Linked DNA regions of Homo sapiens: region 2 is linked to region 1. A link is an interaction called in ENCODE POLR2A ChIA-PET data of the cell type or tissue named here. Cell type or tissue: Panc1. All regions are shown on one strand. Links, peaks and the distances in the headings refer to the core of each region. The heading gives the core; the rest is flanking DNA. Region 1 has its middle 42 kb from the start of MFGE8. Region 2 overlaps CARMAL (coronary artery disease region linked MFGE8 regulatory lncRNA).

The links. ChIA-PET counts read pairs that join two places held together with the same protein. Peaks named below come from ENCODE experiments on the same cell type or tissue, not always from the same donor. Only the 100,000 strongest peaks of a DNase experiment are listed, where the experiment ranks them.
Region 2: POLR2A ChIA-PET joins it to region 1 with 9 read pairs; 3 of 35 experiments call an interaction of 5 or more read pairs at or near these places.

Annotation. Positions count from the first base shown.
Region 1 is chr15:88,946,950-88,964,329 of GRCh38, forward strand. It overlaps the pseudogene LOC124903572 and the pseudogene KRT18P47. Among named protein-coding and RNA genes, the nearest start is that of MFGE8, 42 kb to the left of the region's middle. RefSeq lists enhancers at 3,073-3,162, 3,173-3,232. In Panc1, for the core only: no CTCF peak of the experiment used is centred there; no DNase peak of the experiment used is centred there; H3K27ac peaks cover 2,584 bases.
Region 2 is chr15:89,057,973-89,073,353 of GRCh38, forward strand. CARMAL (coronary artery disease region linked MFGE8 regulatory lncRNA) reads left to right here. Exons shown (of 4, transcript NR_183882.1): 2 at 12,119-12,219. It also overlaps a transcript of ABHD2 not described here. Among named protein-coding and RNA genes, the nearest start is that of ABHD2, 23 kb to the right of the region's middle. RefSeq lists enhancers at 1,363-1,863, 10,261-10,310, 10,361-10,410. In Panc1, for the core only: no CTCF peak of the experiment used is centred there; no DNase peak of the experiment used is centred there.

The DNA of each region.
Region 1 (17,380 bases), core at 3,948-11,947:
AAAAAAAAAAAAAAAAAAAGGTCAATTTCTTTACAGCCAGTTCTTACACAGACAGAAAGGCTGGGGTGGTGGAGGAGTTAGTAATATTTTGGGTTTTATGGCTGGCATTGGGGAAAAGGGGTCCGGTTTTCATGACCTCCCTTGGGAAGAGGGATTCTAGTTTCTATGGCTAGCCTCTAGAGAAAATGAGAGTCTAGAAACAGGAGATTAGAAGGTCAGAGAGAGCTGCCTCTGAGGCCTTCTTCTTGGGCTATTGTTTTATGACCCCCAACAGAGGCATCACAGAAAAGCGAATACCCAGTAACCCAATGACATTCTCTAATCATTACTGTTTAAGGAATGGGACATGTTTGAGAAATGCACCATTAGGCAATTTCATCATTGTGAGAACATCATAGAGTGCCCTTACACAAACCTCGATGGCATAGCCTACCACACACCTAGGCTATAGGTATAGCCTATTACTCCTAGGCTATAAACTTTACTGTATGTTACTGCACTGACTACTGTAGGCAACTGTAACACAATGGTGAATATTTGCATATCTAAACATGTCTAACTGTAGAAAATATGTTACACTATGACATTACCAAGGCTAGGTGTCACTAGGCGATAGAAATTTTTCAGCTCAGCCAGGCCTATGGCCTCACACCTGTAATCCCAGCACTCTGGGAGGCCAAGATGAGAGGATCACTTGAGGCCAGGAGTTTAATACCAGCTTGGGCAACATAGTGAGACCCCTGTCTCTACAAAAAAATTTAAAAAATTAGCCCAGTATGATGGCATGCACCTATAGTCCCAGTTACTCAGAGGCTGAGGCAGAAGGATTGGTTAAGCCTAGGAGGTCCAGGCTGCAGTGGGCCATGAATCAGGCCACTGCACTGCAACCTGGGCAAGAGTGAGACCCTGTCTCAAAAAAAGAAAAAAAAAAATTGGCTCCATTTTATTCTCATGGGGCCACCATTTTACGTGTGGTCTGTCATTGACTGAAACATCCCTACCCATCACATGACTGTATATCCTTCTTCATGGGGGTGAGGGAAGTGGGATATATAGGCCAACATACAAATGGTTATGAAAGAAAAAAAGAAGATGAGACTTCAGAAGAATAGGTAATAGACTGTCTGGATGAAATGTCAACTTTAATCTCTCCTAGGTTTGAGTCCTCATGTTAATCTTCCTGATAGATACAAATTTCTAGGGAGGGTTTTCATGACAATTGGCTTCCTTCTGGAGAATCTACCTTTACTCAGATAAGGGAAATTCAGGAAAAGCCCCTCTGTGTATCCATTGTTTTCCCAGAAGCCTTCAGTTTGAAGCAATCAGCATACCAATGTGGCATTTTGGGGGGTGATATCTCCTGGGTTCATTCAAAATATTAGCAACATGCTTGGCAGCTTAACTCCCTCATTGCAATACTCAAGAAGGTACTGCGGATCTTATTCCTTACCTGGAACAAAATCTTCTTAGTCAATGAGCAATTTCATAGGGTGGTGCAAAATATTACTTTTTATTTTTCCCATAAGGGTAGGCTTGCATAGAGATCCAGGCATCCCTTTTTCTCTCTGGTATTCCTCCCTTTCCCTTTTTTGTCCTCTCTGCCCTCCCTGCAAGCCTGGTGCCACCCTGACAGCTGCCACGTGTGGTCCTGGAACCTTGTTCCTGGTTCCATCCTAGAGGAGTGGGCAGAGATGGGGACTCACCTACTCTAGGGGGCTTGGGTCTTTCAGATTCACCAAGGTGAGAATCTGCAGGCAGACAAACCTTTTTTCTTTTTCCTTTTTTTTTTTTTTTTTTTTTTTTTGAGATGGAGTCTCTCTCTGTTGCCAGGCTGGCACGATCCCGGCTCACTGCAACCTCTGACTCCCTGGTTCAAGTGATTCTCCTGCCTCAGCCTCCCGAGTAGCTAGGATTACAGGTATATGCCACCACGTCCAGCTAATTTTTTTTATTTTTTAGTAGAGCCGGGGTTTCACCATGTTGGCCAGGATGGTCTCGATCTCCTGACCTCGTGATCCGCCCGCCTCAGCCCCCGAAAGTACTGGGATTACAGGCGTGAGCCACAGCGCCAGGCCAAACCTTTTTTCATGACCTCTCCTAACCTGACTTTGCCTCATTATCATGCTAAAAATTTCTTTTCTACTAGGGTGGGAGGGGAAAGAACAAAAGTAGGGTGTCCTACACCAGACAGATCCCTCTAATTATTTACAAGCCTCAGTTGATTCATACTTGCAAAATGGCTCTGGAAAATTTCAAATGGTTTATTAAATTTTCCATCCTCATACTGAGCATGTCCTACCTGGCAAGCCTGTGTTGGATGCCAACGGAACATGAAGGTGACCAGGAGAAGCTCTAAGTCCCATGGGGAAACAAGCTCATCCAGGACTAACAAAGCACAAGTGCCCAGTGCCCATCTCAACAAAACCACAGTGGCTCTCAGAGACAGGTCAGACTGCTTGAATCACACACAGCACACTCTGAATGTCTCTCCGTAAGGCCTTCTGGCTGCAGGTTTAATGCCTTTCAGCTGCCAGGGATGTCAGCCGAACTCTCAAAACCCCATGCCAGAGAAAACTCTATTTTCTCCATGAAGAAGCACGTGGATGCCCACTTGCTGCCTGAACTCCCTGAAGGATGTGTTTGGAAGGGAGGATCGGGAGGGTCTCCCAACACCCTCCCCCTTCTGAGTTAGCACCGAACCTTGGTTCCTGCATTCCTGGGGTGACAGTCCCCTGCTTGCTTTCCAGTACCTCCCAGAGAACTCCTGCACAATTGCTGTCCTGAACTTCCCCGGGGGGACCCATAGCCTTCTTCTTACCCTCTGCAAGTATTATGACCATTTTCCCCTATGCTGCGACTGGGGCTCAAAAGATGCTCCTCCAAATTGGAGGCCTCAAGGGCAGCCTCAGAAGCAAAAGTTTCGATCTCATCTTCTCCTGCCTCTTGTTTCTGGCCCCCAAGGCTAGCCACAGAAACTAGAGTCTCTCTTCCCTAAAGCAGGTCTTAGAAACCAAACCCCTTTTCCCCAAAGCCAGCCATCAAACCCCAAAATATTACTCTAACTTCCTCCCTTTTTCTGTGTAAAACATGGCTGTAAAGAAATCATCTGACCAGGCCAGGTGCAGTGGCTCATGCCTATAATCCCAGCACTTAGTCAGGAGGAGGCAGGTGGATGGCTTGAGCCCAGCGGTTCCAGATGAGCCTAGGCAACATGGTGAAACCTCCTCTCTACAGAAAACTTAAAAATTAGCCAGGTGCAGTGGTGCATGCTCTGTGGTCCCAGCCACTGGGTATGCTGGGGCGGAAGGATCACCTGGGTCTGGGAGGTCAAAGCTGCAGTGAGCCAGGATCACACCACTGCACTACAGGCTGGGCAACAGAATGACCCTGTCTTAAAAAAAAAAAGAAAAGAAATTATCTAACCTACTTTGTTTGATAGTAGGTCACAAGATCCCCGTTCCAGAGAGGGTCTTGCCCCATACCCAGAAGGAAGGAATGCTGCGTAGAGAGGCCAAGAAGAAAATATACAGACAGGACTTGCTGCATTTCCCCACTCAACCTATTAGCATTAGAGTTTTGTCCAATCATAGTTCTGCACAACCACTCATACTTTTCTGAACCTAAGCATAAAAATAGACAGCTTCCCCTGTATCTTTGGGGTCTTGATTCTGAAGGTTCCTCTGTCACATAAAATTGTGATCAAATAAGTTTGTATGCTTTTTGGCCTGTTAGTCTGCCTTTTGTCAGTGATTCTCAGTGGACCTTCAGATGGCAAAGAGAATGTTTTTCTCTTGGCCCCTGCACCACTGGGAAAGGCTGCAGGCTGCATTGCCTCTACAAGGCTGCCATCTGCAGCTGCTTCAAGTGGGCTGTGACCTACGTTGGGGCACTCCATTCTCGGGGTACCGGACCGGACCTACATCCAGAACACTGATGTCTCTCCTTGCCATCCCCCACAGGACAGGCCCATGCTGAAGATGCCCTGGGCCATGTCCCCCTGGTACCACATTTGGGGGCCGACGTCCCAGTGTCAGAGGCATTTGAACCAGAGCAACTCCATCTTGAATAGGAGCTGGGTAAAATGAGACTGAAACCTACTGGGCTGCATTCCAGACAGTTACACATCCTAAGTTGCAGGGTGAGATAGGAGATTGGTACAAGATACAGGTCATAAAGATCTTGCTGATAAAACAGGTTGCAGTAAAGAAACCGGCCAAAATCCCCCAAAACCAAGATAGCCACAAGAGTGACCTCTGGTCGTCCTCATGGCTACACTCCCGCCAGCGCCACGACACTTTACAAATGCCATGGCAACGTCAGGAAGTTACCCTATATGGTCTAAAAAGGGGATGCATGAATAGTCCACCCCTTGTTTAGCATATATAATCAAGAAATAACCACAAAAATGGGCAACCAGTAGCCCTCAGGGCTGCTCTGCCTCTGGAATAGCCATTCTTTATTCCTTCACTCCTTTATAAACTTGCTTTCAGTCTACAGACATGCCTGAATTCTTTCTTGGGTTAGATCCAAGAACCCTCTCTTGAAGTTTGGATCAGGACCTCTTTCTGGTAACACTTGGGTTGAGTGTGGACCCCAGCCAACACAAAGCTCTCTCCTCTCCCCACCTGCCACCAACAGGCCCCTCTATTTTTGCTCTTCCGGCAAAGTTTCTCCCAGCAGAGGCTGGGCTACAGCCTGCTCCTCTCCCGGCTTCATCATGTAGCAGGATGAGCTGCAGACAAGAATCCCTCAGACACTGAGGTGTAGAAGGAAAGGGCTTTATTCAGCTGGGAGCACTGGCAGACTCATGTCTCCAAAAACCGAGCTCCCCAAGTGAGCAATTCCTGTCCCGTTTAAGGGCTTACAACTCTAAGGAGGTCCCCGTGAAAGGGTCATGATTGATTGAGCAAGCAGGGGATCCGTGACTGGGGGCTGCATGCACCGGTAATCAGAATGGAACAGAACAGGACAGGGATTTTCATGATGCCTTTCCATACAATGTCTGAAATCTACAGATAACACAAGCAGTTAGGTCAGGGGTTGATTTTTCTTTTTTTTTTTTTTTTTTTTTTTTGGGATGGAGTTTTGCTCTTGTGCCCAGGCTGGAGTGCAGTGGCGCAATCTCGGCTCACCACAACCTCCGCCTCCCGGATTCAAGCGATTCTCCTGCCTCAGCCTCCTGAGTAGCTGGGATTACGGGCATATGCCACCACACCTGGCCAATTTTTTGCATTTTTAGTAGAGACGGGATATCTCCATATTGGTCAGGCTGGTCTTCAACTCCCAACCTCAGGTGATCCGCCCACCTCAGCCTCCCAAAGTGCTGGGATTATAGGCGTGAGCCACCACGCCCAGCCAAGTCAGGGGTTGATTTTTAACTACCAGGCCCAGGGCGCAGTGCTGGGCTATCTGCCTGTAGATTCCATTTCTGCCTTTTAGTTTTTACTTCTTCTTTCTTTGGAGGCAGAAATTGGGCATAAGACAATATGAGGGGTGGTCTCCTCCCTTAATCCTCCTCACCTTCATCAAATCTTTTTATTGTGAGCATTGAGGCAGCCCAGCTCCTCCACGGCCGGCAACACTGGGCATACGCCCTCCCCACTGCCAAAGAGGAAGAGGAAGATCAGCTCCACAGACGCTGCTGCCAAGGAAGAGCCCAGGAGGAGGTTGGCACGGTTGTCAACTAACCTGCTCTTGCAAAAGTGGAAACAAAGCTGAAACAGGCAGCAGAGAAGGATAAATCTTCGGACAAAAAAGTGCAAACAAAAAGGGAAAGGGGGGCAAAGGGAAAACAGGCTAAGTGGCTAACTAGGAAACTAAAGAAGATTTACCTGCAGAAAACGGAGAAACTAAAATCAGCCTCTGATGAAGCTGGAGAGAAGGAAGCCAAGTCTGATTAAATCACATACCATGTTTTATCAGTGGTCCCCATCTCCCTTTTTGTACAATCGAGTATATATTTTCATCAACTATTTTGTAAATGCAAGTTTACAAAATAATAGTGTTTTTTTTTTTTTTTTTTTTTTTTGAGACAGGGTCTGGCTCTGATGCCCAGGCTGGAGTGCAGTGGTGCCATTTCAGCTCACTGCACTCTGCCTCCCAGGCTCAAGCCATCCTCCCACCTAAGCCTCCTGAGTAGCTGGGACCACAGGTGCATGCCACCATGCTTGGCTCCTTTTTTGCATTTTTTGTAGAGACAGGGTCTCACTTTGTTGCCCAGGCTGGTCTCGAACTCCTGAGCTCAAGAGATATGCCTGCCTTGGTGTCTCAAAGTGCTGGAATTACAGGTGTGAGCCACGATGGCCGGCCTAGAAACATTTTTAAGAAGGAGGGAATCACATCTAATCTCATTTTTTAAGTGTAAATGCTTATTTTAAAAAGGTGAAACCATTTGCTGCTTGTTTGTTTTTTGGTACAACCAGAAAATAGTGTGGGCTATTGAATTCTGGGAGGCTTTGACTGTCTTGGGTGTCAGCTTAACATTCCATAGATGGAGGGTTAGTGTTTATATCCTATAATAGAAAGCATACTAAATGGCAATATGGAGTCACAGTCCTGCATTTAATGTCCTGGGCATTTTAAATTACTTCTATTCCCATGTTGTTGTTAATTTTTTTTTTTTTTTTTTTTTTGATGGAGTCTCGCTCTGTCACCCAGGCTGGAGTGTAGTGGCGTGATCTCGGCTCACTGCAACCTCTGCCTCCCGGGTTCAAGCGATTCTCCTGCCTCAGCTTCCCAAGTAGCTGGGATTACAGGCATCTGCCATCATGCCCAGCTAATTTTTTGCATTTTTGTAGAGACAGGGTTTCACCATGTTGACCAGGCTGGTCTCGAACTTCTGACCTCAGGTGATCTGCCCTCCTTGGCCTCCCAAAGTGCTAGGATTATAGGCGTGAGACACCACGCCGGGCCTACTCATATTGATTTTTAGCAGAATTGTTTCCTAAAGAAATCCACTTGATCACGGCCGTCCCTGTGAGAATTGTGTGCACTCTGTAACATCCTTGGTCGTGGTAGTCTTGTTTTCCTAGTAACTTTGTTAACGTGCTGTGAAAGATTGAAAATTTGAGTATGTGGTGTATTTGCTGTTCAGTTGTGTATTGGTGGGATGTTTGTAACAGCTTATCCACATGTGAAAATACTGGTACTTGATAGCCTCTTAAGGAAAATTTACCTCCAAATTTTAAGCTGGAAAGTCACTGGAATAACTTTTAAAAAGAATTACAATACATGGCTTTTTAGATTTTCAGTACATATGATAAGAACTGTGTGCAAACTGAAATGTCTGTGTATTGAGCCTCAACACAACCAATAAAATCTCAATTATGGAAGAGTGTTTTGAAGCACATGGAAAAAAACAAACAAACAAATCTCCTTGTTGTGACCATTTCACACTTGGGAGGATGAGGCACAGAGACCCTGCCCATTGGCTGTTTGCTCAGGGATGGACCTGCTGGACGCCTTGCTTAGCGTCTGAGAGCAAAGAGAGTAAATCCGGGCTGGGGCACTGGCTCCTCTGAGGAGAAACCCCACTGGAGCTGTGAGCTTCGGGCAGCTCCTGGCTCCTGGCACTCCCCTCCAGCCCAGCCAGCAGGCCTGGACCCAGGAGTAAGCACTCACAAGCACGCAGCACCGGAAGCTGCTTGCAGCCTCCCAGGGGACCTTTCAGGCTGAGCTGCTTTTGAAGAGAGGAGAGCCTGAGGAAGAAGAGGTCATGGGGCTTTTTGTAGGGAAAAACATAACTACACATTTAACTACCAATGATGCTTCCCCATTAGCTCAGGCTGGCCAGCTCTCCCTGGCCCCCAGCCCTTGCGCCAATCCCCACTAGGCTGGTTGGCCCAGAGCACGGGCAGGGAGAGTTCCTTCCCAGTGTGGCAATGAGATCCAGACTTGGGATCTCACATTCTCAGGGAGGCCAGTCCTGAGGCCTTGGCAGGGACCACTGCAGCTGCCCATCTCCAGCAAGGCCATCAAAAGGCGGTGAGGCGTGGGAGCCGGCCCTCGGAGGGGCCACCACAGGACCTGCCAGGCTGCCATCAGGTCTTGGCAGGAAGAGAAAATGTTTTTGCTCTTATAGAGGGTGCAGAGAAAGGCAGCATGGCCGGGCAGGCCAACTCCTGCCAGTCTTCAGGGGGTGTGGAACAAAGCCCTTTTTTCTCCAGGTCCTCGGACCCTCTGCCAGGCCGGACCATTGGTTAGTTCCTTCCCAGTTCCCTTGGCACCAGGAGATGTGGCAGTCAGAGCTGCCCAGGGCTCATTGAGGAGAGGCCCTGAATGGGCACATCCAGGGGGCCCAGGCCAGCTGACGCTCCCTCGCAGTCAGAGCCTCCCCGCTTAGGAGAGGCACGGGCTGTGCATTCAAAGAGACCTGCATTCACCAGCTAGGCTTCATAAGCCGAACCTCAGAGTCCTCTCATTTAAAATAACGAGGATGGGGTATATTGTTAATAAAAAAGGCAAGGTGCAGAATGCATGTATAGCGTGCCACCAATCGAGGCAGGAGATGGAGAGACATAACATTTACACACATTTACTTGTGTATGCATAAAACAAAAAATGTCTCAGAAAAGATAAACAAAAAATGGGCTTTCGGGTTCCCTCCAGGAAGAAAAATTGGGTGGTGAGGAAGGAAAAGGGGAAGGAGGAAGACTTTTTAATAATTATTTTATTTATATATTTATTTTTATTTTTTTGGAGACAGAGTCTTACTCTGTTGCCCACTCTGTTGCCCAGGCTGGAGTGCAGTGGCACAATCTGGGCTCACTGCAACCACCACCTCCTAGGTTCAAGTGATTCTCATGCCTCAGCCTCTCAAGTAGCTGGGATTGCAGGCACCCACCACCACACCCAGCTAATTTTTGTATTTTTAGTAGAGATGAGGTTTCACCATTTTGTCCAGGCTGGTCTCAAACTCCTGGCCTCAAGTGATCTACCTGCCTCAGCCTCCCAAAGTGCTAAGATTACAGGCATGAGCCACCACACCAGGCCAGAGGAAGACTTTTTCAGAGTGTACCTTTTAGAGCTTTGAAATTTTGAATTTTTTTTTTTTTTTTTTTTTTTTTGTAAAAACAGGGTCTCACTATGTTGCCTAGGCTAGTCTTAAACTCCTGGCCTCAAACAATCCTCCCACATCAGCCTCCCTACTTGTTGGGATTACAGGTGGGAGTGTGAATTGTTTAAATTATATATATTTAAAATGAGATTTCAATGAAGAAAAACAAAGGTAACAGTGAGGACCTGCCTCAATTGCTTTGAGAATAAAATGAGCTAACATAGATGACAGCAGGGCACCCTGCATGCAGGCCCTCAGGAAGTGGTGTAGAGCCTTAGGGGTTACAGGTCCATATGGTTTGGATTTCTGTCCCCACCCAAATCTCATGTGGAATTGTAATTGCCAACGTTGGAGGTGGGGTCTGGTGAGAGGTGACTGATCATGGGAGCGGATTTCACCCTTGCTGGTCTCATGATAGTGAGTTCTCACGAGATTTAATGGTTTAAACATGTGTGGCACTTCCCCCTTCACTCTGTCTCTCTCCTGCCGCCATGAGAAGAAGGTGCTTTGCTTCCCCTTCGCCTTCTGTCATGACTGTAAGTTTCCTGAGTCCTCCCCAGCCATGTTTCCTATACAGCCTACGGACCCGTGAGCCAATTAAACCTCTTTTCTTTATAAATTACCCAGTTTCAGGTCTTTCTTTATAGCAGTGGGAGAACAGACTAATACACAGGCAGCGCATGCACTGGCTCATGCTGCTGAGCGAGGAAGGGTGCAGAGCAGGCACAGTGCATCCTGCAGTGCAGATGGGAACCTGAGGTCTAGAAGGAACCTGCCCAAGGTCACACAGATGGAAGTGATAAAGGATGCATCTTGAACATGAGTCCCATTCCCAGGGCTGAGAACATTTGTAGAAACTAGAAAAACTATTAGGATCTTTGGAGACCTGAGTGCCAGGTGAAAATCAGACTCTCCCAGGATAATGAGACTTTCAAGTCCAGCCTTCAGAAGAGCAAAGGATGCGGGTCTTGACTGATCAGGGCAGGGACTTTGGACTGGGGCCTGAGACAATGAGGCTGGATGTCAGAACCTAGCCTCCTGCTGGAGCAGATCAACCCCAAGAGGCCCATCTGCCAAGGGAACACATGTTCCTGGTCTGTGGTTTCTCCTCCCAGCCCCAAGCTTGGCATCTGCTGGAGATGAATCCCTTTTCAAAATGCACCCAGCCTCTTACCTCCCCAGCAGACTTCTCCTTCACTAACATTGCATGCCACCCTGTGCTAGGTATTCAGCCAGGCCATGGGAACACCAAGAGGTCTAAGGAATCCCTCAGAGCTTCTAGTTTAATCAGAAGATATGTCAGGCAGTTTTGGATAATAATCCCGAAAGACAAAACCCTGAATGTTGAAATCCTAAAAGATCAAAATCCATAAATTCTAAAATCCTGAAAATCACTATCACAGATCATGTTAGGTGGAACTATTACCTTGTTACTGTCTTTATTTGGAAATGAAGCACAGCTCAAGGAGATGCATATGGGTTCCGAGTTCACAAAGGGTGGATGTGTGAACCTAATTTAGTTCTGTGAAAATAGAAAATCACTTAATTGCAATGGCCAGGCAATAACCAGACTTTCAAATAAACAGCATATACTTAAAAAATTTGTAGGCCAGAACCACTTTCCAAATGCAATTGCAGCAAATGTTTTGAAGATGATAGAAGTGAAACTGCTGGCAAAAAAAAAAAAAATGCAAGAAATCTCCTCTACCGAATTATTGAATCATGTAGGACTTCTGCCCCTTCACACATCATGCCATGCTTGCTTTCAAAAAATGTGCTTCATCAGGGAGTAAAAAGAATCCAACAAGCTCAGCGACCTCTGAACCAAAGATGCTCGCTGATACTGAGGCTTCTCCAGCAAAACACATTAAATGGTGAGCTAGTTTTTGTTGTTGTTGTTGTTTGTTTGTTTGTTTTTGAGACAGGGTCTCACTCTTCACCTGTGCTGGAGTGCACTGGTATGATCATGGCTCACTGCAGCCTCAAATTCCCAGGCTCCAATGATCCTCCCACCTCATCCTCCTGAGTAGCCGGGACCACAGGTATGTGCCATCACACCTGGCTAATTTTTGTATTTTTTGTAGAGAAAGAATTTTTGCCATGTTGCCCAGGCTGGTCTCAAACCCCTGGGCTCAAACAATCCTCCTGCCTTGGCATCCCAAAGTGCTGGGATTACAGGCATGAGCCACTGCACTCAGCCAAACTATTCTTGATTAGGGGTTTGACTGTTGAAGAAGATAGAATTTTTATGTTTATCACTAACTCTAACATTAAAAAAAACTTGCACATACTTCACTTTGGCGAATAAATAGGACTTTCTTTTTTATTTTTATTTTTATTTTTTTATTTGAGGCAGAGTTTCGCCCTTGTTGCCCAGGCTGGAGTGCAGTGGCGCGATCTTGGCTCACCACAACCTCTGCCTCCCAGGTTCAAGCAATTCTCCTGCCTCAGCATCCCGAGTAGCAAGTAGCTGGGATTACAGGCATGCTCCACCATGCCTGGCTAATTTTGTATTTTTAGTAGAGACGGGGTTTCTCCATGTTGGTCAGGCTGGTTTTGAACTCTCGACCTCAGGTGATCCGCCTGCCTCAGCCTCCCAAAGTACTGGGATTACAGACGTGAGCCACTGTGCCCAGTCATAAATGGGACTTTCAAAACTGTCACTCATTTTTTTTTTAAATCAACTATATACAATTCATGCCCCTGTTGGGTCTGAAAACCCTAGAACTTATCCACTTGTTTATGTATTAATGACTGAAAAAAGTGATGCAATTTATAAAAGTTTATTTGAAGATTTGGTGAACTATGCAGAAGAAAATGGATTTCAATTGAATCCCCAAACCATAATGACAGATTTGGAATTAGGTGTGATCAAGGTTACTAAAAGTGAATTTCAAGGTGTTTCCAATAAAGTTTGTTTTTTTTCCATTCAGTCCAGTGCATTTGGTGGAAAACTCAGATGAGTGGACTGGCCAAGCAATATGGCAACAACAATAACTTCAGTTTAAGAAGGCATAATTTGTCTACATTGATGTTCCTTCCAGCTGATGACATTCCAAGAGTGTTTGATGAATTAAAGGCATATTTACCTGAAGAAGCTAACAAAGTTACTGAATCGTTGTAAAATAATTATGTGCCTGGTAGAATAATAAGACACCTATGCAACAATGTTGCTATTCAATCACTAGTATTGTTTCCACCAAATTTGGGGCCCCTTTACTGGGGCATGCAGAATGGATTTCTGCATACCCAAAACAACATACAAGGCCAGGCGCGGTGGCTTATGCCTATAATCCCAGCTCTTTGGGAGGCCGAGACGGGCAGATCACCTGAGCTCAAAAGTTTGAGACCAGCCTGGCCAACATGGCAAAATCTGTCCACACACACACACACACACACACACACACACACACCACAAAAATTATCCAGGCACGGTGGCATGTGCCTGTAGCCCCAGCTACTTGGGAGGCTGATGAAGGAGAATTGCTTGAGCCCAGGAAGTGGAGGTTGCAGTGAACCAAAATTGCACCATTGCACTCCAGCCTGGGTGACAGAGCAAGACTCTGTCTAAAAAAGAAACAAACAACAACAAACATAGAAGCATGGCACAAAAGACAGAAGATGGGAAATTTTAATAGGGAATGCTCATGTCAGCATATATCAAACCAGAAGAATTTCAAAAAGAGCAGTGCTACGTGGAAAATGAAGGTGGGGACAGAACCTGAATCCTGTCCCCTTTCTTTCCTCCCGAGACAACATGAGCTTCATCTCTCATTCCACCACCTTCTCCACCAACTACTGGTCGCTGAGCTCTGTCACCCAGGCACAGTGTCTGGCTCACGAGCAGCGTGGCCAGTGTCTATGCAGGTGCTGGGGGCTTATTCTCCTGGATCTTCATGTCCTGCTCCACCAGCTTCCAAGGAGGCTGGGAGTCCGGGGACCTGGCTGCAGGGATGGCCAAGGGTCTGGCGGGAATGGGGGGCATCCAGAGCAAAAAGGAAACATGCAAGGCCTGAATGACTGCCTGGTCTCCCACCTGGACAGAGCGAGGAGCCTGCAGACCAAGAATCAGAGGCTCAAGAGCAAAATCTGGAAACACCTGGCATAGAAGGGACCCCAGGTCAGAGACTAGGGGCATTACTTCAAGACCATCAAGAACCTAAGGGCTCAGATAATTCTGTGGACAATGCCTGCATCATTTTTCAGGCTGAAAATGCCCGTCTTGCTGCTGATGACTTTAGAGTCAAGTATGAGACACAGCTGGCCATGCGCCAGTCTGTGGAGAGTGACATCCATGAGATCTGCGAGGTCGTTGATGTCACTTGGCTGCAGCCAGAGACAGAGATCAAGGCTCTCAAGGAGGAGCTGCTCTTCATGGAGAAGAACCATGAAGAGGAAGTAAAAGACCTACAAGCCCAGATTGCCAGCTGTGGGTTAATCGTGGAGGTAGATGCCCCCAGATCTCGGTACATCAGCAAGATCAGGGCAGACATCCAGTCCCAGTATGACGAGCTGGCTCAGAAGAACCGAGAGGAGCTGGACAAGTACTGGTCCCAGCAGACTGAGGAGGGCACCACAGTGGTCACCACGCAGTCCGCTTAGATGTAAATGTCATCTTAGCAGTCCATGGAGCTGCTAAGATGATGCTCACGGAGCTGAGACATACACTTCAGTCCTTAGAGATTGACCTGGACTCAATATCTGAAGGCCAGCTTGGAGAACAGCCTGAGGGTGGTGGAGGTTCACTACACCATGCAGAGGGAGCAGCTCAATGGGGTCCTGCTGCACTTGGAGTCAGAGTCGGCACAGACCCAGACAGAGGGGCAGCACCAGACCCAAGAGTACGAGGCCCTGATGAACATCAAGGTCAAGCTGGAAGCTGAGTTCACCACCTACCACTGCCTGCTGGAAGACAGGGAGGACTTCATTCTCGGTGATGCCCTGTACAGCAGCAACTCCATACAAACCATCCAAAAGAGCACCATCGGCAGGCTGGTGGATGGCAAAGTGGGGTCTGAGACCAATGACACCAAAGTTCTGAGGCGTTGAGCCAGCAGAAGCAGGTAACTTTTGGGAAGCAGGAGGCCAATAAAAAGTTCAGAGGTCATTGGTCTGAAAAAAAAAAAAAAAAAAAGAAAGAAAGAAAGAAAATGAAGGTGAACATATTCTCCAAGGAGAGCCATGTCCTAAAAGAAAAAAAGCAGCTCTTCATTGTGATATAAGACTTCAAAATATGGTTAATGATTGTGAAAGTCAACCAATGCAATTGCCCGTAATCTGTCCCTACAACACACTTTCATATGTTGAATTTTCTTCTTTGTTTTGTTCATTTTTTCACTTTTTTCTTTTAAATTTTTTTACTTTTAAAGTTTTTAAAATTGGAACATAATAATTGTACATATTTATAGGGTACATAGTGATGCTGTGATACATACACTGTATAGTAATCAGATCAGGGTAATTAGCGTATCTATCATCTCAAACATTTATCATTTCTTTGTATTGAGAACATTCAGAGTTCTCCTTCCAGCTATTTGAAACTATATAATATATATTGTTGTTGGCTATAGTCATTCTACAGTGATATAGAGTACTAGAATTTATTCCTCCTATCTGGCTGTGATTTTGTATCATTTAACAAATCTCTCCCTATGGCTCCTTTCCCCTTACCCTTTCTAGCCTCTGTTTTACTTTTCTTTCTAGGAGACCAACTTTTTTTTTTAGCTTCCACATATGAGTGAGAATATGCAGTATCTAACTCTGTTTCTAGCTTACTTCATTTAACATGATGCCCTCCAGTTCCATCCAAATTGCCAACAAATGACAGGATTTCATTCTTTTTTATGGATGAGTTATATTCCACTATGTACATATACCACATTTTCTTTATCAACTAATCTGTTGTTGGACACCTAAGTTGATTCTATATCTGGGCTATTGTGAATAATACTGCAATAAGTGTGAGGGTGCAGGTGTCCCTTCTATATACCAATTTCCTTTCCTTTGGATAAATGTCCAGTAGTGAAATCACTGGATCATGATAGTTCCTTTTTTTTTTTTGAGACAGAGTCTTGCTCTGTCACCCAGTCTGGGGTGCAGTGACACAATCTCGGCTCACTGAAACCTCCACCTTCTGGGCTCAAGTGATCCTCCTGCCTCAATGTCCCAAGTAGCTGGGATTACAGACGCCTGCCACCACACCTAGCTACTTTTGGTATTTTGGGTAGAGACAGGGCTTCGTCATGTTGCCCAGCTGGTCTTGAACTCCTGCGCTCAGGGGATCCATCTATCTCAGCCTCCCTAAGTGCTGGAATTATAGTCATGAGCCACCATGCCAAGCCTTGTATAATAGGTCTATTTATAGTTTTTTGAGATACCTCCATGTTATTCTCCATAGTGGTTGTACTTGTTTACATTCCCACCCACAGTGTATAAGAATTCCCTTTTCTCAGTATTCTCACCAGCATTTGTTATCTTCGTCTTTTTGATCATAGTCTTCCTAACTGGGGTGAGATGATACCTTATCATGGTTTTGATTTGCATACACCTGATGATTAGTGGTGTTAAGCATTTTTTCATATATATATATATATATATATATAGTTTTGTTTTGTTTTGTTTTGTTTGTTTTTGAGACGGAGTTTTGCTCTTGTTGCCCAGGCTGGAGTGCAGTGGTGCGATCTCAGCTCACTGCAACCTCCGCCTCCCATGTTCAAGTGATTCTCCTGCTTCAGCCTCCCGAGTAGTTGGGATTTCAGGCATGTGCCACCATGCCCAGCTAATTTTGTATTTTTAGTAGAGATGGGGTTCCTCTGTTGGTCAGGCTGGTCTCGAACTCCCAACCTCAGGTGATTCACCCACCTTAGCCTCCCAAAGTGCTGGGATTACAGGCATGAGCCACCGCAGCTGGCTTTTTTTCATATATTTGTTGACCATTTGTATGTCTTCTTTTGAGAAAAGTCTGTTCAGATCATTTGCCCGTTTTTAGTTAGATTGTTTTTTTTGCTATTGAGATGTTTGAGTTCCTTGTATATACTGAATATTAATCCCCTGTCAGATGAAAGGTTTGCAAATATTTACTCCCATTCTTCTGCAGGATATCCTTTGCTGTGCAGATGCTTTTCCATTTGATATAAACCCATTTGTTTATTTTTACTTTTGTTGCCTGTGCTTTTGAAGTCTTCTTGTTCATAAAATCTTTTCCTTAAACAATATCCTAAAGCATTTCCCTTATATTTCCCTCTAGTTGTGTTAAAGTTTTGGGTCTTACCTTTAGGTCTTTGATCTATTTTGAGTTTATTTGTGTACGGGGCAAGAGAAGGGGATCTGGTTTTATTCTTCATATGGATATCCAGTTTTCCTAGCACCATTTATTCTCTTCTGTATACCAATTTCCTTTCCTTTGGATAAATGTCCAGTAGTGAAATCACTGGATCATATGACAGTTCCTTTTTTTTTTTTTTTTTTTTTTTTGAGACAGAGTCTTGCTCTGTCACCCAGTCTGGAGTGCAGTGACAAAATCTCAGCTCACTGAAGAGCTGTCCTTTCTCTGATGTATGTTCTCTGACTTTGTCAAAAATCAGTTGGCTATAGATATGTGGATTAATTACTGGGTTCTCTATTCTGTTCCATTGGTCTGTGTTTCTGTTTTTATGCCAGTACCATGCTGTTTCGGTTACTACAGCTTTGTGGTATATTTTGAAGTCTGGTAGTATGATACCTCCACCTTTGTTCTTTTGTCTATTTGAGGTCTGATATAGTTTGGCTCTGTGTGCCCACCCAAATCTCATGTCAAATTGTAATCCCCATGGGTCAGGGAAGGGACCTAGGGAAGTTGATTAGATCATGGGGGTGGATTTCCCCCTTGCTGTTCTCGTGATAGTGAGTTCTAATGAGATCTGATGGTTTAAAAGTGTGTGGCATTTCCGCCCTCACACTCTCAATCTCTCTCTCCTGACACCACGGGAAGAAGGCGCTTGCTTCTGCTTTGCCTTCTGCCATGCTTGTAAGTTTTCTGAGGCCTCCCAATCATGCTTCCTGTTTAGCCTGTGGAACTGTGAGTCAATTAAACCTCTTTTATTCATAAATTACTTAGACTCAGGTAGTTCTTTATAGCAATGTGAGAACAGACTAATAACAGGGTCTTTGTGGTTTCATGTAAATTTTAGGATTTCTTTTTCTATTTCTGTGAAGGATGTCATTGGTATTTTCATAGGGACTGCATTGAACCTCTAGATTGCTTTGGTTAGTATGGTCATTTTAACAATATTAATTCTTTCAATCCATAAACGTGGCATATTTTGTTTGTATCCTCTTCAGTTTCTT
Region 2 (15,381 bases), core at 4,539-12,538, 110 kb after region 1:
ACTTACAAATTAAGCCCACCAACATTTGTGGGGCGCCAGGCAAGAGAACGAATGGAAGCTCACATACTCTATGTCTGCATATTTTCAAGTTGTTCAGTCAAGCTGATAAACCCTTAAATGAAGTATGCTCCATCCTTCCGCCTTGAGGTAGATACCTTCATAACCACCTAAAAGACCAGGTTGACTTTTAGGATTTTCAGCCTCCTTGGAGATCCATTCCCCTGGCTCTCCACTTCTGGCCCCAGGTCCACCCACCCACGCTCATCCTTTCAGATCGTGAGGAGCCTCACATACGTGTGGATACTCCAGCTCACACATCCAAGCTTCCTCCACACCCACACCCCTTACAACCCTGAAAACAGCTACCCCTTGGCCACTCCTAGTACCTAGCATGTGAACACAGGTAGTGAGGTCCACTCTTGGGAAGAGAGACCTAGAGAAAATGAAGATGCCCCGCAGGCACAGAAGAGGGCTTGCTGTAATTTGGACAGAAACTCTGGGGTCCTGGTACACGGAGCCTAGTCTTGGGTGGGTGTATGGACTCCCTTTGTAGAAAGGAACATGGCCCGAGGAGGTGCACAGCAGGAGCTTCTCCTGCTCTGGGCCCAGGGGATGGGGACAAGGAGAGATGACATCCTTAACTCCCTCCATCCCTCAGGAGTGCCCCTGGACATCGAGACTCCTGGAAATCTGGGTTGTGACAGGCCAAGTCCCTTCTTAATTCCTCTTTCCTGCTGTGGAGCCCCCTCATGTCCAATGATTGGCAGCAGGAAAGACCTCACTCTTCAGACAAGACCATAGTATCTGCCCTTGAAGCCTTTCTCTTTCAGCCCTCAACAATATCTCAATAAAAACAGCAATCCAACGTTGGACAGAAGCCTGCAGTAATGGGTGGTGGCGCAGAAGCCATCCTTTCAAGGGCACAGAGTGCCATTTCTCTCTCAAGGGATGGATAATTCCTGCCTTAATGCAACCTTCATCTGCCTAGTCACCAGCTGATGGGAAAGCAGCTCCAGCGAAAGATAAGGGCTCTTTGCCTGAAATGAAAAATTCATGAAGGAAGACTAGGAATGGGGCACGCAGAGAGCTGCCAAGTTGCTGTGCTCTGAGGACCTGACAAGAAGCTCAAAAAGCCAAATGGAAATTTTCTCTCCTCTCCAGCATCTCCCATCATGCCCTCTTCCATGTTTGGGGCTCTCTTCTCTGCTGTACCTGGTCACAGCTCTGCAGTCTCACCAATGCCCATATGCCAGGGGATCCAGGAAGAGGGGTACATCTGCCCACCCAGGCGAGCCACTTGACACCCACTCACATCCTCACAAAATGTTCGCTGTGGCTAGACAAGCTGGCATGGTTCTGACCACCTACCTGCCTAGACCAGACCTGGAGGAAATCCAAACTGGCTATTTATTTGTCCCTGGGAGACGCCTACAGATTACTTCCTGTTCCAATTTTCTGACCCACAGATCTGATCAAAATTCGTTAGGTTGATCATTGGTCACAACTCATAACTTGGGAAGGCAGCCCTGAATTTCTTGTCACAATGTTGGGCAGACAGTGGTATGGATGAAATGAAAGGGGAAAAAAACCTCTTGAACCATGAATTGGAGAATTTAACTCTCTCATAGGGATGGGCTTGAGAAGTACGACCGGCTACCCCATAATATACAGAATGGCACAGCAGTCGCAGGTGCCATTCCAGAGATGGTGGGTTCGAGGGCAGTAATTGATCCCCAGAAATTAGGTAGGAGGGCAGGCTGCCATCGCAGAGGAATCTGCCACCAAGGAAGTCCACCAGACTCTACTGTCAATGGGAAATGGGAAACTTGAGTCTCCTATTGCAGAGCCGCAGTTCCTTCTTCCTGCTGCAGGGTCCGTGGCCGAAGGAAAACCTCATTCCACTGTCCCCTGCCCAGGCCAGCTGTGGAACGCAGGTCCTCCATGAACTTGGGGGCCCCTCTTGGTCTCCCAGTGCATTGGCTCTTGGTTCCCAGGTCTTCCAGGCATTTATGCAGCCTTTTCCATTCAAAGCGGGAACTGGATTCAGACAGCAGTGTCTCATTGAAAAGCTTGTCCCTTCAACACCAGCCCCTAAGAACCACTCCAAGGCCTTTTTTTTTTTTTTTTTTTTTTTTGAGACAGAGTTTCGCTCTTGTTGCCCAGGCTGGAGTGCAATGGCGCGATCTCAGCTCACTGCAACGTCCATCTCCTAGGTACAAGCAATTCTCCTGTCTCAGCCTCCCAAGTAGCTCAGATTACAGGCACCCACAACCATGCCCGGCTAATTTTTTTGTATTTAGTAGAGACAGGGTTTCACCATATTAGTCAGGCTGCTCGTGAACTCCTGATCTCAGGTGATCCACCCACCTCGGCCTCCTAAAGTGCTGGGATTACAGGCATGCACCACCTCGCCCGGCCAGCCTTTTTAAAAAAAAACACTAACTCCTCCCAAAACAAAGAGTTTTTTCGCTCATTTTCTCCATACTAGAGCTTTACCATGAAGAACACAGATATAAAAACCTAAGGACTTATCTGCCCTCTGCCCCATCCCAGCACAAACAGGAAACTCATGCTACAACAAAAAGACAAAACATAGGTCACATTCTCAATGGGCCACCGTGATATACACAGAAGCCTAGCACTTAAGACTAAAGCCCCAAGTCCAGGTGTAATCTGTTTCTTCTTTTATGTGTAGGAAGTTGTTTGAAGCTTTTTCCTCCAGATTTTAAGTGATTTGTGTTCACTGTGGAACACTTGAAACGTATAAGAATAAAGACAAAGGGGGGAAGTGTCCATCATCTCACTACCCAGAAGCAAACTATTAATATTTTTTAAATATTTCTTTCCTAGTTTTGTCCTGTGCCTTTTTAAGTTTCATTTGAAATCAAGACTGTATATGCAATGTGGATCGAGAGTATTTTATACAGCCATTAAAAAAAAATAATGAAATCATGTCCTTTGCAGCAACAGGAATGCAGCTAGAGGCCATTATCCTAAATGAATTAATGAAGAAATAGAAAATCAAATACCACATGTTCTCAGTTATAAGTAGAGCTAAACAATGGGTACTCATGGACATAATGATGGAAACAGACACTGGGGACTCCAAAAATGGGGAGGGAGGGAAGGAGGGAGGGAAGGATTGAAAAACTACCTACTGGGGGCCGGGCATGGTGGCTCACGCCTTGTAATCCCAGCACTTTGGGAGGCCAAGGCAGGTGGATCACCTGAGGTCAGGAGTTTGAGACCAGCCTGGCCAACATGGTGAAACCCCATCTCTACTAAAAATACAAAAATTAGCCAGGCGTGGTGGCATGTGCCTGTAATCCCAGCTACTCGGGAGGCTGAGGCACGAGAATTGCTTGAACCCGGGAGGTAGATGTTGCAGTGAGCTGAGATCACACCATTGCACTCCAGCCTAAGCAACAAGAGCAAAATTCCATCTCGGAAAAAAAAAGAAAAAGAAAAACTACCTACTGGGTACAATGTTCACTATTTGGGTGATGGGTTCAATAGAAGCTCAAACTCCAGCATTATACAATATAACTCATGTAATAAACCCGCACATATACCTCCTGAATCTAAACAATTCAAAACAGATCTGTATTTTTTTTTTCTGAGACAAGGTCTCACTTTATCACCCAGACTGGAGTGCAGTGGCACAATCTCAGCTCGCTGCAGCCTCAACTTCCCAAGTTCAAGCCATCCTCCCACCTCAGCCTCTCCAGTAGCTGGGACTACAGGTGTGCACCACCACACCTGGCTAATTTTTGTATTTTTCTGTAGAAACGGGGTTTTGCCATGTTGCCCAGGCTGGTCTTGAACTCCTGGGCTTAAGCAGTCTGCCTGCCTCAGCCTCCCAAAGTGCTAGGATTACAGATGTGAGCTACGGTGCCTGGCCCAAAAAAGATAATTTCAAAAAGAGTATTTTCCCAGGGCAAACATATTAATAGCTGCCTAACTATTCATAATATGCCTGTGCCATAGTTTGCATGATCAGGAGGCTGAAGCTACACCAGTCAGAAGTGACTGAGCTTGCAGTGAGGGAACAGTAGGCCAGGCTTCAAGGAACTGGAGCAGGCAGAGCAATAAGGTTTAAGCTCACGGCTACCACCAAAGCCTGAGGTTATTTCAAAAATAGGAATGCTGGAAGATACAGCACACAGATGGAAAGAAATCTTTTGAACCTGAAGGCTGAAAGGAAAGCTGGCTAGGGTCCTGAGGCTATGCTGATATCCAGGAAAAAGCAGAGTGTGTGAAGAAGGGTGTTAAAGGCCCCAAGTTTGCTGTTTGTCAGGAATATAAAGGTTGTTCGGGCATTCGGGCAGAATGTACCCTACAGGTAAGACTGGAGGAAGTTATGGAATTGATTTTCGTTTGTTTTTGTGTGGGGGGGTGGGTTTTTGTTTTGTTTTTTGTTTTTGTTTTTTGAGACAGGGTCTCACTGTGTCGCCCAGCCTGTAGTGCAGTGGTGTGATCTTGGCTCACGGTAGCCTTGATCTCCCGGGCTCAAGAAGGGAGTATTAACTCCACTTCAGCCTCCTGAGTAGCTGGGAGTAGAGGCACACAACACCACACCTAAGTTTTGTAATTTTTGTAGAGACAGGGTTTCACCACGTTGCCCAGGCTTGTCTTGAACTCCTGGGCTCAAGCGATTCACCTGCCTCGGCCTCCCAAAGTACTAGGATTACAGGCGTGAGCCACCGCACCCAGTTGGAATTGATTTTTTAAAAATACATTTAGGAAGGCCAGGGGTTGGGGAGTGGTTCTAAGACTAGCAATAAAAGAATAGGAGCAGTTTCAGAAGCTGTTCGATTATCACATGAGCATGAGAATGTCAAAGAAGAGACGCTAAAGCCGGCCTGTCTCACCTTATTGATTTCCGGTGCTTACTGAATGCATTACTTTTATTGGAGAATAACTTCCTTTTCATTTTCTTTTATCTTGCTCATTTGAGTATGTCAGGTCTGTTTAATCAGTCACAATTGCTGCTGCTTTTTTTTTTTTTTTTTTCAGACAGAGTCTCACTCTGTCACCCAGTCTGGAATGCAGTGGCATGATCTCAGCTCACTGCAACCTCCACCTCCTGGGTTCAGGTGACTCTCGTGCCTCAGCCATCCAAGTAGCTAGGACTACAGGCGCACGCCACCATGCCCGGCTAATTTTTGTATTTTTAGTAGAGATGGGGTTTTACCATGTTGGCCAGGCTGGTCTTGAACTGCTGGCCTCAAGTGATCCCCCTGCCTCAGCCTCCTAAAGTGTTGGGATTACAGGTGTGAGCCACTACGCCCGGCCAAAAATTGCTGCTTCTTGATAGAGTATGGAATTCCTTTCTTTTGAGGTCAGGTTTATTTTTTCTTATTACATATGAAAAATTTGCTCATAACCAAAACTCCTAGAATATAGAAAAGCATGAAGTATAAGGAAGTAAATAAAAATCACCAGTAATCTGACTACCAAAAGATAACCACTGCTGACATATTAATATAAGTCCTGCCAGACTCTTTTCCTATATATGCGTTCTCAACTAATCTCTGCCTCTCTCTCTCTCTCTCACACATGCACACACACACAGACACACACACACACATCACATCACACATATAAACACAAAGAGAAAGGGGAGTATTCATACTATACATACAGTTTTTTTATTGTTGTAAAACATAAATAACAAAATTTACCATTTTAAGCATGTTTAGGTGTACAGTCCTATAGCACTAAGTACATTCACATTGTTATACATCTATCACCACGATTCACTTCCAGAACTTTTTCATCTTCTCCAACTGAAACTCTGTACCCATCAAGTCAGTGGTCCCCAACATTTTTGGCACCAGACTGGTTTCATGGAAGACAATTTTTCCACGGACAGGGTGGGTAGCGGGGATGTTTTCAGCATGAAACTGTTCCACCTCTGAAACCACCTTCTGCTGTGCAGCTGTGCAGCTGTGCAGCCTGGTTCTTAACAGGCCACGGACAGGTGCCAGTCCATGGCCCAGGGGTTGAGGACCCCTGCATTAAATAAGAACCCCCATTACCCCTCCCCCAAGCCCCTGACAACCACCATTCTGCTTTTTGTCCCTGCATAATTTGGTGACTTTAGGTATCTCATCTGAGTAGAATCATACAGTATTTGCCCTCTTGTGTCTGGCTTATTTAGCATAATGCCTTTAAGCTTCATCCATGTTATAGCATGTGTCAGAATTTCCTTTCTTTGTATGTATTTATATATAACATTGTGTCCTTTTTTTTTTTTTTTTTTTACACGGAGTCTCATTCTGTTGCCCAGGCTGGAGTGCAGTGGTGCGATCTCTGCTCACTGCAACCTCTGCCTCCCGGGTTTAAGCGATTCTCCTGCCTCAGCCTCCTGAGTAGCTGGGACTACAGACATGTGCTACCACGCCCGGCTAATTTTTTGTATTTTTTGTATTTTTAGTAGAGACGGGGTTTCACCGTGTTAGCCAGGATGGTCTCGATCTCCTGACCTTGTGATCCGCCCACCTCGGCCTCCCAAAGTGCTGGGATTACAGGAGTGAGCTATCGCGCCCGGCCAACATTGTGTTCTTATATTTATCTGTTGATGGACACTTGGTACAAATAGTTCTTTAGGCTGCTTTTTCCACTTAATATATTCTAGACATCATTTCATGTCAACAAAGTAAAATTAAATTATTATTTTTAATGACTATTTGGTATATTGCTCAACAGATATTTTATAAGTTATTTAACTAGATTGCTAACAATGAACACTTGATTATTTACAGTTTTTTTGCTTAATAGACTTTTCAGTGATGAACAATCTTTCCAATTTGTATTGAGAAACATATCACACAGGAGAGCATATAATGTATATGTTAAGCTTCAAGAATGCTAACAAAATGAACAGTCTGTATCCTACTCCCAGCTGAAGAAATAGAGTATTCTCAGAACCTCAGAAGCACCTGCAGGCCCTGCCCCATCTCATTGCCCTCTCATCCCCCGAGAGGGATCACTATTCTGATTTTTGTGTTAACCATTCCCATGCTTTTCTCTGTAATTTTATCATATGAGTATGTACATTCCTCCCCAAAAATATACAGCCTAAATGTAAGTCTACTGGATAAAAGAAAAAACATGGGTGCTATGGGCATCTTGGATCCTGGCCTTCCTTTCCAGACTCAATGCATCCAGTTATTTCCAGCTCAGAGAGCCCCTCCTCCATCATTGGTGTGATTCTCCACCTCCTCCTTCAAGGAAATCCTCCTTCCTACTAGGTTGTTATCAGTTTAGAATACCCCTCCACCTCTGCCTCTACTCCCATCCACCCGTTATGGCAAACTCATTTAGAATCATTGTCCATAGCACATTTTCCAGAAATGTTAATTAAGGGTGTAGAATAACACCATATTAGGAGGCTTCAACAGAATTGTCCAGGGCAGACTTGGGCATCCCCAGTCTCACCACTTGGGAGGTCCTGACCTCTGGTGTATGATATGCCTCCTCTTCCTCCTGAGGGCCTCTTGTTTCTTTTCCTGACAGTCTGTAGCTTACTCTTGGGTAAAATTAATGCCAAACACTCCCTTCCTAAGAACAAACAATGATCTTAGACATTACATTGTTTTAATGCACATGAAGGAGGCATTTCACTAAATGCAGCATAATTGACTAATATCCCTTGTATTTCAAATGAATATAGGCTTTTCCACAATTTTCCAGAGAAGTTTTAGCTTCCCCACTTTGCCTCACCCTCCTTATGTCTATACAGACTCTAGCTTTGGTTATCTTCAAGCATGTGCTAACTCTTTCCTTCCAGAAGCCCCCCATGATATAGAAATAACAGCACTCTGCTTGCTTCTGTCCTAATGCAGGATCCCAGGGAAAAGGAAGACTTCCTTGGTAATTGCAGAGAATGGAATCTGAGGCTAGTATACTGGTATTATCTACCATTTACATAATACCTGCTATGTTCCTGGCACTTTACATACATTATCTGAAGAGTACATTTTATTACTTTTGCACATAAGGAAACTCGGGTTCAATCATGCATCCAAAGACATTAACGAGTGAATGATTGATTCAGAGTTTGGACCAGGTGTGTGCATCACTAAAATGTTTGTGTTTGTGACCATTCCTCTATATCCTCTCTTTGGAAAGAGAAAGCTATGCAATATTTAGGATTTTTTCCCTGAGTTTCCTAGATCTGCTGTAACAAAGTACCACAAACCTGGGGGCTTAAAACAACGGAAATTTGTTCTCTCACAGTTCTGGAGGCTAGAAGTTCAAAATCATGGTTCCTTCTGAGGGGTATGAAGGAGGATCCCTTTCTTGCCTCTCTCCTCTCTTCAGGTAGTTGCTGGCAATCCTTAGTGGTATTGGTTTGTAGATGCATCATTCCAGCATCTGCACTTGGCCCTCTTCCCTGTGTATCTCTCCGTATTCAAATCTCCTCCTCCTTTCTCTTATAAAGATACCAGTCTTTGGCCTTAGGGCCTACCTTAATCCAGTATGACCTCATCTTAACTTGATTACATCTGCAAAAGACCCTATTTCCAAATAAGGTCACATTCACAGATACCAGGGGTTAGGACTTGAACATATATTTTGGGGGGACACAATTCAACCCAATACCTTGGGCATCCTTGTCACCAAGGCATTCTCCTATCATATTTCCTTCCCAAGGCCTGGAGGAACATGGCTGCCTGCTCACACAAGTAAATAGGAGGTGCTGGAGGTCTTAAGCCACAGCAGGAGGGCTGGGCAGAAACCTGTGCTCAGCAAGATACCTTTTCAGTGAAGGGTACCTGTTGCGGCAGGCCAAGAGAGCCACGGGCCAGCCAAGAGGCCAAGTCAAGCTGTAGTGAAACAGTTCCCTTTGGTGTCTGCAGCTGAGTGCCTGATTGCACAGTGGCATGGCACAGCTGTGTTAGTCGTCCTTTCTCCAGATGCCATGAAGTCTGGAAAATGTGTCTGGATACTTGTGAGGTCACCATACTTAGGGAGTTTGGACTCTGAATAAACAAGCGGCAGAAAGTCTTGAGATTCACAGCTCTTTCTGCTCCAGATTCTATACAGTTGAGGAAGGAGATGTGAATTGATGGTGGGGCCCCATGTTGGGGTGATCAGACCCAACACCAGGCCATGGGGGCTACGAAGTCCAGTGGAGTTAAAGGAATGAGACAAGACAAGAGTGCATAAAGTGGGATCAGGGGGCCAATGCTAGTATGGAGGCTGCTAAGGCCCGGAGCTCTGGAAGCCCACACTATTTATTGGTGATCAAACAAAGAAGCAGGTGGTGAGGATGTGGGGGTTGAAAGAAAGCAGTGTATCAAGCACATGATCTACAACTGTGACAGTTTAGCATTTTCTTTGAAGCATATGGAACATGTTCTGCTACTTGAGATAATGGGAAACATGTTCTTCTAGTTTAAGTTACAATCGATCTAATAGCCTGGGAGTGCTAGAAGCAAGAAGCCAGCAAGTCTAGACACATTCCAGAGGCCACAAGGAGTTTTAAGCCCTGAGCCCTGGATTCTGTCCAAGCCACAAGGGGTTTTATGCCCTGGGCTTAGATTGTGGTGTGGCAGGGCAGGTTTCCACCCTTTGGCACAGAGCTTGGTGTTCCAAAGGCCATGAGGGGTTTTAGACCCTGGACCCCAGGCATGTTCCAAGACTGTTTTACATTATGTCAGCCATGCAAGCCCTGCCTCAGCCTTTTTCCCAATACTCAGCTTTTCTCGAACACCCCAGATGTCTTCTGTGAGACCTGGCTGGAGTTCTACAGCACCTCCTGCCTGCTACTATCCTAACACTCTGTGGAGCAAACTCTATTCACTTGTTCTCCATCTTTTCCTTCTGGGCTCTGAGAGTCCAAACCTTGAGGTAGGTACCATGACACATTGGGGTCTCCACTCACAGCCTGATGCCTGTAGATGATCAGCCACTGTGTAATGAATGAACTCATTCTTCAATAAACCAGTGAATGATCACATGAAAGAAACGGTCTAGTGGGACTCTCTGGCCACAAATACTGAATCACCTTCCTCTTCTTTACCATAGAAGAAGGGAGAATTTCTTTCTCAAAGACCAAACCCTAGACTTCATAGTCTTTTTCTGTTTTTCTCCCCTACAGGACTTCTACCCCTCAGGGTCTCCCACAGAGCATTCTGTGGGCAACTAACCATCTAATGTTATTTTTATAGGGCCCAAGGGAGAAATTCTTATACATACACACATGTGCGCGTGCACACACACACACACACACACACACAAACTCTGTGTGTGTGCATGTATAAATGATTTCAGTTATGTACTGCTACATAACAAACCACCCCTAATGTAAGTAGCACAAAACAACCATTTTATTTTGCATACAGAGTCTTTGAGTCAGGAAATTAGACAGCAACTAGCAGGGGTGGCTAGCCTCTGCTCCCTGGTGTCTGAGACCTCAGCTGGAAAGACTTGAAAGCTGAGAATGACTCAACAATTGGGGGCTAGAGTCATCCGGAGGCGTCTTCACCCACATGTCTGGTGGTTTGGCTGGAACCTCAGCTGGGCTTTCAGCCCAAACACCTACACGTGGTCCCTCCATGTGTTCTCTCCACACGGGCTAGCTGGGCTTCATCAGACTAGCTGGTAACTGGGGTCCAAGGGAAGGTGTCCCGAGAAAGCAAAGCACAAGTGCATGGCATTTTTATGACCTGGCCTCAGAAGTCACAGAGCACCATATGGCATCATATGATATTGGTCAAGGTTACAGAGTTTTCCCAGGTTCAAGGCATGAGGAAGTGGGCAAGCTTCCTCTTTTTTTTTTTTTTTTTTTTTTTTTTTTTGTCAAGAGGGAGTCTCTCTCTGTTGCCCAGGCTGGAGTGCAGTGACTAGATCTTAGCTCACTGCAACCTCCACCTCCCGGGTTCAAGTGATTCTCCTGCCTCAGCCTCCTGAGTAGCTGGGACTACAGGCGCATGCCACCACACCCTGCTAATTTTTGTATTTTTAGTAGAAATGGGGTTTCACCATATTGGCCAGGCTGGTCTTGAACTCCTGACCTTGTGATCCACTCACCTCAGCCTCCCAAAGGCAAGCTTCTAGAACAGCACATGGACAGAAGATATTGGTATGTCACTTGGAAAACAGTCTGGCAAGCTCTTTTTTTCTTTTCTTTTCTTTTCTTTTTTTTTTTTTTTTTTAAAGAGATAGGATCTCTCTCTGTTGCCCAGGCTGGAGCACAGTGGCACAATCATAGCTCACTGCAGCCTCAAACTCCTGGGCTCACAAGCAATCCTCCTGTCTCAGTCTCTAGAGCAACTGGAACTATAGGCATGCACAACCACGCCTGGCTAATTAAGTAAATTTTTTTAAAGATGAGGTCTCACTATTTTTCCAAGGCTGGCCTCAAACTCCTGGCCTCAAATGATTCTCCCACTTCAGCCTTCCAAGTAACTGGGATTACAGGCATAATCTTTTTCTTTAAGTTGTAAAATTCACACACAAGACAGTAAATATAATTTAGTAGTTTAGAACTCTCCAATTGTGTTTCTCTGACCCTCGATCGAAAGTAACCACCCTTGTGAGTTTTGTGTTACTCATGTTCTTGCTTTCTTTATAATTTTGCCACTCCAGGTTTTTTCCTAAATAATATATTGTTTAGTTTTGCCTGCTTGCAAACTTTGTAAAAATGGAATCACACAGAAGCATTCTCCTGTCATCTTGTTCATTTACTCTTTTTTTTTTTTTTTTTTTTTTTGAGATGGAATCTTGCTCTGTCACCCAGGCTGGAGTGCAGTGGCATGATCTCAGCTTACTGCAACCTCTGCCTCCCAGGTTCAAGTGATTCTCCTGCCTCAGCCTCCCAAGTAGCTGGGATTACAGGTGCGTACCACCATGCATGGCTAATTTTTGTATTTTTAGTAGAGACAGGGTTTCACCATGTTGGCCAGGTTAGTCTTGAACTCCTGGCCTCAAGTGATCCACCTGCCTCGACCTCCCAAAGTGCTGGGATTATAGGCATGAGCCACCATGCCCTGCTATTTACTCTTGTATCATGAAGAAAGGGTAGGCTTGGTTGTGTTGTGGTAACAAACATCACCAAAATCTCAGTGGCTTATAACTCCAGTTATTTCTCACTTATACTATACAGATGTTGTGGATTGGCTGTAACTCTGCTCTGGGATCCAGGCTGAAGGAGCAGGCTCTATCTGGAACATTACTAGTCTCCAGGCAGAAGAAAAAGAGACAATGGTGAGCCATGTGATTTTTCTTCAAACTCCTCCTCAGAAGTGACATGTGTTCATTCTGCTCCCATTCTATTGGCCAAAGCAAGTCACATGGCTAAGCCTAAGTTCAGTGGGTTACAAATATAATCCCTATGTAGAAAGCGACCTGGAAGGAACACTCCTAGAGGGGCAACAGATATTTTGAAATAGTATCACAAGCTACCGTAGTATCCCTCCTTGTCACAATTATTTGCATCCCTAATACAAGCATCAGACATTAAGTCCAAGATCTCATGGTAGTTCCTACATTGGGTCTGGATGTGGTTTCCTCTTGGTCTGGAGATGCGGAACTAAGAAGTCTAGTTATCAGCCCTCCACATACCCCATGGGCCAAAGAAGAACAGGGATGGGGTAATCTCAATAAACACTCAGCAGATCTGGGGGAAGGCCTGAGGTTCTGCATTTCTAACATTATTTAGAAAGGAAAGAATGAGAGACATGATATTGGTCAAGGTTACACAGTGTTTACAGGTTCAAGGCATGAGGGAGTGGGCAAGCCTCTAGAATAGCATGTGGACAGCAGATATGGGTAATCATTGATCTATGGACATCTTGAAATTCCACTGGGCTGACATCATAAGGGGCCCCCTATCCTGGGGATAGGGAATATTTCTAGATTAGGTCTTAGTCCTGCCCCTGGAGGAAGGGGGTTCCTCATGCCATTCTCTTTCATGGCCTTTGGCTCTGCCGTCCGGAAGGGCCTTCCTTTTCTATTTTCCTCCTAATGAAGGCGTGTGCCTTCCTGAAGTGTGCCCCCCGCTTGCTCTCTGTGGTAGACTGCATTATTAAATACTCATTGCTCCTCTCCATGGGTCTGTTTTGCTGAACCCTAATTAACCTCAGTAGGGAAGGCACCAGGTTCAAGAGGTCAAAGAAGAGACCCAAAGGTAGCAAATAAGACATGGGGTTTTGGCCGGGCACGGTGGCTCACACCTGTGATCCCAGCACTTTGGGAGGCCAAGGCGAGTGGATCACCTGAGGTCAGGAGTTCAAGACCAGCCTGGCCAACATGGTGAAACCCCATCTCTACTAAAAATATAAAAAATTAGCTGGGCATGGTGTCAAGCGCCTATAATCCCAGCTACTTGGGAGGCTGAGGCAGGAGAACCGCTTGAACCCGGGAGGTGGAGGTTGCAGTGAGCCAAGATTGTGCCTTTGCATTCCAGCCTGGGCAACAAGAGCAAAACCCCGTCTCAAAAGAAAAAAAAAGACATAGGGTTTTATTTGGGGCTTACATACAGGGGAGAGTCTCCAGCAGTGGCAGACTGGACAGGAAAAACGCAACCACTTGCAAACAGCATGCAGTTTATACAGTATTTTCACTTAAAACCCTCCCCTTAACAACCTTCACCTGGTAACCTGCATTTAACCTAAAACAAATGGCCTCCATCCCTTATACGGCCCACATTCCACCAGACAGGAAGGGAGTGGGGTGGAGCTCACATGTTCCTCATAGACAGGAAGGAATCTCTGGGTTGGCCACTCCCAGATTCCCTAGCTCAGAGCACACACTCAGGTGCGTCTGCCATACAGGGTCATTCTAAGGGTATGCTTAAGTTATTGCTATTGGGTATGTTTATCCTACAGGGTCCCTCAATACTGGACGATTATAATGCTCACTCCCTGATGACAAACTTGGTCATATGACTTTTTTGGCCAATGGAAGTGGTGCATGCCACTTTCGGGTAGAAGCTTTATTGTAGGGTGACCAACCTCAGTTACCTGAAGACGAAGACTATTCTGGTTTTAACACTAAAGTGTTGTGTCCCAGGAAACCCCCAGTCCTGGGCAAACTGGGATAGCTGGTCACCCAAGCTGTAAGAGTCATGTCACACTTTTATTTTTTTCCTTTTTGAGGAGAACAAAAATGTCTCCGTTAGAAACCTCCTATGAGCCTTGGTCACAGAATGAGGAGGAAGATAGCTGACCTCGATGGATATGTAATGCAAATAAGAAACAAATGTTTGGGCCAGGTGCAGTGGCTCATGCCTGTAATCCCAGAACTCTGGGAGACCGAGGCAGGTGCATCACTTGAGGTCAGGATTTTGAGACCAGCCTGACCAACATGGCGAAACCCTGTCTCTACTAAAAATACAAAAATTAGCCAGGCATGGTGGTGGGGGCCTGTAGTCCCAGCTACTCGGGAGTCTGAGGCACAAGAATCACTTGAACCCAGGAGGCAGAAGTTGCAGTTAGCTGAGATTGTGCCACTGCTCTCCAGCCTGGGTGACAGAGCAAGACTCGGTCTCAAAAGAGGAAAGGAGGGGAAGGAGAAGGGGAAGGGGAAGGATGAGCAGGAGGGGGAGGGGAAGGGGAAGGATGAGCAGGAGGGGGAGAGGAAGGGGAAGGGGAGGGAAGAAAAGGAGAGGGGAGGGGAGGGAAGGGAAAGTTAAGTTTGGGGTTTATTTAGCCACTGAGTTGAGAAGGTCATTTGTTACTGCAGGATAACTTAGCCTAAGCTGACTGAGGCAGCTCTACATGATATCTTTGGTATTCACCCATTCATCCATTTCTTATTGATGTCTGACAAGTTCTGCCTCTTCTTGCCCTCAATATGGTTATGCCAAGCTTCTCCTTGGAACTTCAGTACTTTTGTGAGTAGAGCTGCCAAGTAAAATACAAAATGCTCAGCTAAATTTGAAATTCAGATAAACAATACATAATTTTAGAAACTTTTCCTAAATTTAAATTGATCATATTAATAAAATTTAATTTTTAACTAGTAAGTTTGCTAAACCTGTTTTCACTACTTAAAATAATTTTATAAGTATAGCCCACACAATATTTGAGACATACTTATACTAAAAAAGTATTTGCTCTTTATCTGAAATTCAAATTTAACTAGGCATTCTGTATTTTCATTTGCTAAATCTAGCAAGCCTAGTTGTGAGGAAAGCACTTTTTGAGGGGCCTGGGACAAAGAATATACTCAGAAAATTCCCACTTCTACAGAGAGCAGCATTGTGGAGCAATGCTAAACTTAATCTATCATCAGATTTATGGGGAGCTTTAAAAAAGGGACCTAGGTGTGAGCTCAGACCTGATTAGCTAGAAACTTGTGTGGAATATCTGGGGAATCTGTAGTTTTTGAGACAGTCTTGCTCTGTTGCCCAGGCTGGAGTGCAGT